Linked DNA regions of Homo sapiens: region 2 is linked to region 1. A link is an interaction called in ENCODE POLR2A ChIA-PET data of the cell type or tissue named here. Cell type or tissue: Panc1. All regions are shown on one strand. Links, peaks and the distances in the headings refer to the core of each region. The heading gives the core; the rest is flanking DNA. Region 1 overlaps SPTAN1 (spectrin alpha, non-erythrocytic 1). Region 2 has its middle 4.7 kb from the start of SET.

Region 1 (4,377 bases), core at 378-4,377:
AGATGGCAGTGCTGGGGGCTCAGGCAGGGTACAGTAAGTCCACAGCTGAGAAGGGCTGGGCACTGACACCCCCTAAGTAGCTGAGGCTGCCACTTTACTTTCCTGGGGTCAGGGAGGGTAACAAGACTGTCCGCCCTAATAGAAGGCAAAAATGCACCCGTTATGTGATAGACAGGACGTGGGAGGAGCCCCAGGGAGGAGCAGGGCTGGGCTGTCCCGCCCAGTCCCGGCAGGGACTTCTCTGCTTGGCCTGGGGCCTCTGCCTGGCCGGGTCACCTTTGTAATCTGCCAAGCCTGCTGTGAAAGCCAGGGCTGCTGGGACTGGAGTGGCTTGGCCTGCACTCCTGAGGCTCTGCACCCAGGCACATCAAGCCTGTATAGGCGGCCAGGGGAGAAATAGACCCATCCAGCCGGGCCACACATTCTGATGGCAGAGCAGCTGGGGACGTAGGGATCGCAGTTTCCGGCCTGTGCCCGTAGGACACCCTGGCCACCTGACTCCCCTCCCTGCCCCATGCCTGTGTCTGCTGGTCTTGCTCTTGTCTCCGTGAGGTGCCACGCTCCCCTCACCTTATGGCTCCTCCCAAGCCCTGCCCATCTTGCCCATTCCTAGTGTGAGCTGCCTGGGGTGAACCACTGGGCCTGCTGCCTCCAGGTACCCGCCGGGCACCAGGTTGCCCTTGCCTGCGCCCTGCCAGCTTGGGCTTTGTGTGTGTCTGTTGCAGTGTGCTCTTGCCTCCCCTCCCTTTGGTGTATTCATTTGGTTTCTTTTCTTTGAATAGCATAGCATATCGTCGGGTCATTCGTGTCTATCAGTATGAAGTTGGGGATGATCTGTCTGGAAGGTTTTTCTCCTTATTTCTCTTCTTACCTCACTGTGGCTTTACTGATGCACTCTTGACATCCCCAGGCGGCTCCACCCTGACTAACCTGCCGCCCTCGGCTGCTTGGGAAGGAGGGGTCTGTCCTCCCACTGCACCGGCACCCAGCCTCCTGCCCCCAGGTCCTGGGGGGCATTTTCCCCGGGGGGACATGGCGTGACTGTGAGTCTGACCTGCTGGGGTAGGAGGAAGCCTGGTGCCTTGCCTTGCTAGAGCACTTTGAACCTGGGGAGATTGCAGAGCTAACCCTGGCTCGCCGGGTTTTAAAAGGGTAGGTTGGGGTGAATGTGGGTACAGGGGAGCCTGGGCTAAAACCCCACCAAGGCCACACGCACCGTGTGATTCGTCCCTGCACGTAACCCTAACTCGTTTGTTGTCTTTGTTTACTGGTAGCCTCTGTGACCTGGCACTGTGTTCTCTTGGGAAGGAGGCTCCCCAGAGCCCATCTGCTCTCAGAACTTGGTCCTAGAGAGGAGGCTCCCTCCCTGGCTGTGTCTAGAGGATGGAACCGGGATCTGGGGTTTAGTCACAGCCATCTCTCTCCTTTTGGCACAGTTGGTCGTGATCTCCCAGCACTCCACTTGTGTCCTTTGTCTGCAGGGTCGTGCTCTCATTCCCCCTAGAATGGGGCTCCCTCCCTCAGGAACCTTGCCGGGACACTCCAGGGTTTCTGTGGGGAGGCTGTCAGGTTCTCAGCCTCCCCTCTGCCCTGAGGTCTCCTGTCTGTCAGGTGTCAGGGTGTGCCATCCCCCACATGGCTGCAGAGAGGATGCTCAGACAGGCCTGCAGCCACCCTGCACCCATGGGGGAATTTAAACTCCATTCCTGAGTCATCCTGGCCTTGGGAGCAAGACGAGTGGGCTCAGCCCTGGCCCACACCAAGGCAGCAGCTTCCCATCTCTAAAACGGGAGAAATGCTCCCTGCCATCCCTCGATCCCTGGGGCCCATTAGGTAAAGATGGCCAGTTGCAGTTAGGTTTGGTTTCCTTAAAAGGAATGTGAGGTTGCCAGGCATTGCTCTCTCTGAGAGAAGGTTCATTCTGAGCTCTCGGCCAGCTGGGAGCAGGCCCCTTTCCTCACTGTCCTTCCACGTTTAGGTCCTGTATGGTGGAAGAGTCGGGGACCCTCGAATCCCAGCTTGAAGCTACCAAAGTAAGTGCCCGTGGGGCTCTGGCCCAGCAGAGACCCTTCACCCAGCCACCCCCCAGGGTACCCCTTCCCTTCCTGGCTTAAAGTCAGGAACCAGATGTGCTATTATTGTACCCTTTTCCCTTGGCCTAAAGCAGTCTAGGGCTCTTCACTATCTCTCTCTCTTTTCTTTCTTTCTTCATGGAATCTCTCTCTCGCCCAGGCTGGAGTGCAGTGGTGCGATATTGGCTCACTGCAACCTCCACCTCCCAGGTCAAGCAATTCTCCTGCCTCAGCCTCCCAAATAGCTGTACTACAGATGTGTGCCACCACATTTGGCTAATTTTTGTTTATTTTTAATTATCTTTTGAGATGGAGTTTCACTCTTGTTGCCCAGGCTGGAGTGCAATGGACGTGGTCTTGGCTCACTGCAACCTCCACCTCCTGGGTTCAAGTGATCCTCCTGCCTCAACCTCCCAAGTAGCTGGGATTACAGGCGCCCACCACCACACCTGGGTAATTTTTGTATTTTTAGTAGAGACAGGGTTTCACCATGTTGGCCAGGCAGGCTGGTCTCGAACTCCTGACCTCGGCTGATCTGCCCGCCTCGGCCTCCCAAAGTGCTGGGATTACAAGCGTGAGCCACCACATCTGGCCTAGTTTTTATATTTTTAGTAGAGACAGTGTTTTGCCTTGTTGGCCAGGCCGGTCTGGAACTCCTGATCTCCAGTGATCTGTCCACCTCAGCCTCCCAAAGTGCTGGGATTACAAGCATGAGCCACCACTCCCGGCCGAGGGCTCTTCACTTTAAAGAAAGTCTTTGGGGCTGGGTGTGGTGACTTACACCTGTAATCCCAGCACTTTGGGAAGCCGAGGCGGGTGGATTGCTTGAAGTCAGGAGTTCGAGACCAGCCTGGCCAACATGGGGAAACCCCATCTCTACTAAAAATACAAAATATTAGCTGGGTGTGGTGGCAGGCACCTGTAATCCCAGCTACTCAGGAGGCTGAGGCAGGAGAATCACTTGATTCTGGGATGCGGAGGTTGCAGTGACCCGAGATCAGGCCATTGCACTCCAGCCTGGGTGACAAGAGCAAAACTCCCTCTGAAAAAAATTACTTGGGCATGGTGGCCTACACCTGCTCAAAGTCCAGCATGGGCAATATATAGCAAGACCTTGTCTTAAAAATAAGGCTGGGTGCAGTGGCTCATGCCTATAATCCCAGAACTTTGGGAGGCCAAGACAGGCAGATCACTTGAGCCTAGGAATTCAAGACCAGCCTGGTCAATGCAGTGAAACATCGCCTCTACTAAAAATACAAAAATTAGGCAGGTGTGGTGATGGGCACCTGTTAGTTCCAGCTACTCAGGAGATTGAGGCAGGAGAATCACTTGAACCCGGGAGGTTGCAGTGAGCGTGATTGCGCCACTGCACTCTAGCCTAGGCGACAGTGAGACTCCATCTCAAAAAAATTTATAAAAATCTTTGGCCACTGCTTCCTGGAGTCCTCGCCGTACTTGTCCTTGGCGTGCACTGCCCTCTGGCAGGTCTACCAGCTGCTTTGGAACCCTCACATTGAAAGTCTCTCCCTCTATTGAGGTGGTTGGGATTTCTTCAGCTTCACCCCATCCCACTATTCCTATTCTAGAATGTTCTTGTTTTACGAGGTCTCAGGCCAGGCCTGGAGCAGGAACCAGAGGGCAGTAAGTGGCTCCTGGGCTGGTGACTGAGCTGAGGGCCCCCGTCTGAGCATCTGTGCTCCCCACCCCTGCAGCGCAAGCACCAGGAAATCCGAGCCATGAGAAGTCAGCTCAAAAAGATCGAGGACCTGGGGGCCGCCATGGAGGAGGCCCTCATCCTGGACAACAAGTACACGGAGCACAGCACCGTGGGCCTCGCCCAGCAGTGGGACCAGCTGGACCAGCTGGGCATGCGCATGCAGCACAACCTGGAGCAGCAGATCCAGGCCAGGTACCCGGGAGGGCTGTGGGCCAGGCTCAGCCCAGAGCAGGGGGAGGAAAAGACACAGTCACCTGCTGTGTGGAGGGTCTGTTCCCTAATTTCTGTTTTTCTTCCAGGAACACAACAGGTGTGACTGAGGAGGCCCTCAAAGAATTCAGCATGATGTTTAAGTGAGTTCAGCCTTACTCGCCCTGGCTGGGTGGGGGGTGTTCGGCAGCAGGGCTGCCTGCTGAGCCGCCCTCGGCTTTGTGCTGCAGACACTTTGACAAGGACAAGTCTGGCAGGCTGAACCATCAGGAGTTCAAATCTTGCCTGCGCTCCCTGGGCTATGACCTGCCCATGGTGGAGGAAGGGGAACCTGACCCTGAGTTCGAGGCAATCCTGGACACGGTGGATCCGAACAGG
Region 2 (4,377 bases), core at 378-4,377, 54 kb after region 1:
CTGCGATTACAGGCATGAGCCACCGCACCTGGCCCAGAGTGAGACTCTTTCTATAAATAAATAAATAGTAAAAATTCTTCTGGTCTGGTGTGGTGGCTTATGCCTGTAATACTAGCACTTTGGGAGGCTGAGGTGGGCAGTTGGCTTGGGACCAGGAGTTGGAGACCAGCCTGGGCAACATGGCCAAACCCTGTGCCTACTAAAAATACAAAAAATTAGCCAGGCATGGTGGTGACGTCTGTAGTCCCAGCTACTCAGGAGGCTGAGGTGGGAGGATCACCTGAGCCTGGGAAGTTGAGGCTGCCGTGAGCCATGATCACTAATGTACTTGAGCCTCAGAGACAGGATGGGACCTTGTCTTTTTTTTTTTTTTTTTTTTTGAGACGGAGTCTCGCTCTGTCGCCCAGGCTGGAGTGCAGTGTTGCGATCTCAGCTCACTGCAAGCTCCGCCTCCCGGGTTCACACCATTCTCCTGCCTCAGCCTCGTGAGTAGCTGGGACTACAGGTGCCCACCTCCACGCTCGGCTGATTTTTTTGTATTTTTAGTAGAGACGGGGTTTCACCATGTTAGCCAGGATGGTCTCGATTTCCTGACCTCGTGATCCGCCTGCCTCAGCCTCCCAAAGTGCTGGGATTACAGGCTTGAGTCACTGCGCCCGGCTGGGACCTTGTCTTAAAAAAAAAAAAAAGTCTTTTTTTGAGACAGGGTCCCGCTCTGTCGCCTAGGCTGGAGTGCAGTGGCACGATCTCGGCTCACTGCAACCTCCACCTCCCAGGTTCAAGCGATTCTCCTGCCTCAGCCTCCCAAGTAGCTGGGATTACAGGTGCCCACCACCACGCCCAGCTAAAATAAACCCTCTTCTCTTAACTTGTATCCCTTTCTGAAACAAGTGAAGAATGAATAAATACTCCAAGTCTCCAAAGTTTCCTGCTTTTCCCTCTTTCTCTGTAATTCTTTCTTTCTTCTTTTTTTTTTTTTTAAAGCAGGCATCTAATTCCTTTGTAATTCTTGATTGGGAAATCTTTTTTTCAACATTAATCTATCCCTTCAAGCAGAGACAAGGGAGGTCAGGAAGGAGTTAGCGAAACCGGGCAGTGGGGGTGTGGTTTACTGAGGAATGTTCCAAGCTTAGGTGAGGCAACAGCACGTGTTTAAATCTTTTGGAGGCCAAAGGAAAAAAAAAAGAGGATAAGTTCTCAGTAGGGGCAGGCCTGTCTACCTGGGGGTTTGGGAACGAACTGGGGGATAGGCTGCGGGGGTTTCACGTGAAACCAGGAGGTCTAGAAAGCACAGGGATCCTCTCCTCAAGGAAGAACTTGCCCCCTCCCCCAAAGCCAAGAGTGCCCCTGCAGAGCGAGGCAGAGAGCAACTAAAAGAAATTTCTCCTGATTGGAGGGTGGGTGGGATGAGGCTGGGGGAGGGGGCCGGGGTGTGTGTCCCACTGTCATGTAAATATCCCTTCCAGGCAGGGCGGCTCCAGTGCAGATTTAAGCCGCTGGCACCTGGGGCAGTCTCAGTGTTCAGCCTGCTTCCGGACGGGCGAGGAGACTCGTGGTCTGGTTCTGGGACTTCCCTAACAGCATGGCCCCTAAACGCCAGTCTCCACTCCCGCCTCAAAAGAAGAAACCAAGACCACCTCCTGCTCTGGGACCGGAGGAGACATCGGCCTCTGCAGGCTTGCCGAAGAAGGGAGGTACGTTTCTGCGCTAAGTTTTATTGGAGATTTAAGGGATTTGCAAGGATTGACTCTCTGATTTTTACCCCCCAATCCCTCTTGAGATGTGACCCCTAAGCACCCCCAAAGGGTTTTAAACCTGGGATGGTGGATTAAGTTTGCGTGAAGAACCAGAAGGGACTAGACTGGGAGAACGGGAGTGCACGGGAGCTCATCCCTGCCCCCAACTCAACACTGACCCCTGAGCTTGTCTCCCCAGCCCCCAAACTTCCTCCTCTGGGGCTCCCTTTCTTGGCAAGGGGCACTGCCAGCCAGCCTGAGGCCCCTCCTTCACCCCTCCACATCCAGCCAAATCCCCGATTCCTGGTGGTTCTACCTCAGTATCTCTCAGATCTGTCCACCTCTCTCTCTGTTCTTGCTGCCGACGGCGGCCCACAACTCTGGCCTGAATCTCTGCCACCTCCTCATCTTGGCTTCCAGCTTCCTCCTCCTCCCCTTCAGCCTGAGCATAGCCAATCACGTGGCCCACTCCCCGGCTTAAACCCCTCCCTTGCCTCCCCGCGTCCTCCAGGTGCTCAGAAACTTCTCTGGCCCGCCAACCCGGTCCCCGCCGACCTCTCCTGGTTCACACTTCTGAGACTCCCCACCTGGAGGCCTCCCTCAAGGTGGTACCCTTCACCTTGACCTCTTGGGACTCTACCCTCTGATCTCGGGGCCTAGACACCCACTTGCCCTTTCCTCTCCTTACCTGTGCACCACCTCCAGCTCTCTGCTGGAAAGTCACTTCCTGTGGGCAATCTGTGAGCCCCAACACTTGGGAGTTAGGAGTCCCAGAGTCATGCTGCCTCACCCTCTTGTCATTACATTGTAACCAGCAGTTTCATGCCTGCCCTTCCCCCCATTAAACTTAGAGGTGAGGGCTGCATTTTGGGAGACGTAGCTGGAGCTGGATAGAGAGTTGACTGTTCTGGTGACTAGGTCTGGCTCATAGGGGAGGGTTGTGGTGGAGCCTTCCTGGGCTGGGTGTGGATAGGCCCAGGGCCTGCAAGGAAACGGGAAGCTTTGATTGGCTGAGGGCAGGCAACTCTTATGGAAGAAGCACTGAGGAGGAGTCCTACCTCAGGGCTCAGTGTGGACCTGTTGGCACTTTTACTGGGTCTCAGTCCCTTTTCCTCCACATGGGATGCAGAGACCTCCTGCCCAGCTTGAAACCTACCTTGCTGGGTGAGCCACATAAAACAACTTGTGCTTGTTTTCTCTTCTATAAAATGGGATCCACAGTACTGATCTCCAGGCTTGCTGTGAGTCTGAAATCTAAGGGGAGCACTAGACAGCGCCTAGCACATCATCAGTGCTCTAGAGTGCATTTGTGCGCAGCAAAATGTGGGTGAGTCTTCCTAGTTTCCTTCCAGTGAGCTTCCTGGGAGCATTAACAGGACTGGAAGGGATGGAAAGGTGTGAGGGGGTTCATCTAAACCCAAAGAACAGCTCCTGCTGCTTAGTAGGCACTGATGGCATGCCAGAAGCTGTGCCAAGCACTTCTCTATCCTCACAGCCGTATGCTGTGGACATCCCAATTTTACAGATCAGAACAGGAGGCTCAAAGAGATGTGTATGTGTCTGTGGCGGGGGAGATGTTCCAGGCTCTGGAGATTTTTTGGTCTGTGCTTGGGACACTGCAGCACTGTGGGGGAATGCCAGCCTCTCTCTGTTCCAGTCTTTCTGGCGGTGGGGTTCTGTCCTCTTCAAAGGGAGCCGGGGGCCGGGCGCGGTGGCTGACGCCTGTAATCCCAGCACTTTGGGAGGCCGAGGTGGGCAGATCACCTGAGGTCAGAAGTTCAAGACCAGCCTGGCCAACATGGCTAAACCCCATCTCTACCAAAGACAGTTAGCCAGGCGTGACGATGCATGCCTGTAATCCCAGCTACTTGGGGGGCTAAGGCAGGAGAATTGCTTGAACTCCGGAGGCGGAGGTTGCAATGAGCCGAGTTCGTGCCATTGCACTCCAGCCTGGGCGACAAGAACAACAACAACAACAACAAAAAAAAAAACAACCAGAGGGGCCAGGAGGAGAGGAGAGAGGCAAGGGAGGAATTCTGAGTGAGGGGAGAGGCCAAGAAGAGAGAATGCAGAGCTTCTGGTGTTGGAGACGGGGAGAGAGCAGAGTCCTAAGAGTGGGTGAATAACCTCTCAGTGTGCCCCCGGCTCGCCTGTGTTTACTCACACCCCTGGCCCTTTTGCTTTCTCTTTCTCTTCAACTTCCTAGTGTGCTCATATTTATCTTGAGAAGCACTGTGTGGGGAAGGGCAGGAAAAGAGGGGCAGGGAGGTGGCAGGGAGGGTTGGGAGGCCAGAAAGGGAACCTGAAAGCCCACTCCCCCATCAGAAGGCATTACAGGGTTCCCTGGGACCCCTGCAGGTGCTTGGGAAACAGGCAGATAAGGCACTTAGGAGACATTGTGGGTCAGGAGTGACCCTATGGGTCAGGCTTTGAGGATGGAAGCAGCCAGCCCTTGGCATAGTGTTCTCAGACAGACTCAGCCCAGGAGCGGGTCGTGAAATCAATTTGGTGGGGTGTGACCTGCATTTTAAATAGGAAATTAGAATCACATCACCCTTGGTAAGGGTAAGTTTTGGTTTGTGTGTGCTAGGTCATGATGTCAAAAGTACTTCTGACTGTTGGTCACATTAAAAAAACTGAG

What was found. Peaks named below come from ENCODE experiments on the same cell type or tissue, not always from the same donor. Only the 100,000 strongest peaks of a DNase experiment are listed, where the experiment ranks them.
Region 2: POLR2A ChIA-PET joins it to region 1 with 11 read pairs; 26 of 35 experiments call an interaction of 5 or more read pairs at or near these places.

What each region holds. Positions count from the first base shown.
Region 1 is chr9:128,628,343-128,632,719 of GRCh38, forward strand. It overlaps SPTAN1 (spectrin alpha, non-erythrocytic 1), which reads left to right. Exons shown (of 57, transcript NM_001130438.3): 52 at 1,979-2,033; 53 at 3,785-3,981; 54 at 4,089-4,142; 55 at 4,230-4,376. Among named protein-coding and RNA genes, the nearest start is that of DYNC2I2, 26 kb to the right of the region's middle. In Panc1, for the core only: no CTCF peak of the experiment used is centred there; no DNase peak of the experiment used is centred there.
Region 2 is chr9:128,682,314-128,686,690 of GRCh38, forward strand. It overlaps a transcript of DYNC2I2 not described here and a transcript of SET not described here. Among named protein-coding and RNA genes, the nearest start is that of SET, 4.7 kb to the right of the region's middle. RefSeq lists enhancers at 643-1,279, 1,280-1,917, 2,331-2,420, 3,626-3,715, 3,756-3,855. In Panc1, for the core only: no CTCF peak of the experiment used is centred there; a DNase peak (open chromatin) is centred at 2,682; H3K4me3 peaks cover 3,424 bases; H3K27ac peaks cover 3,587 bases.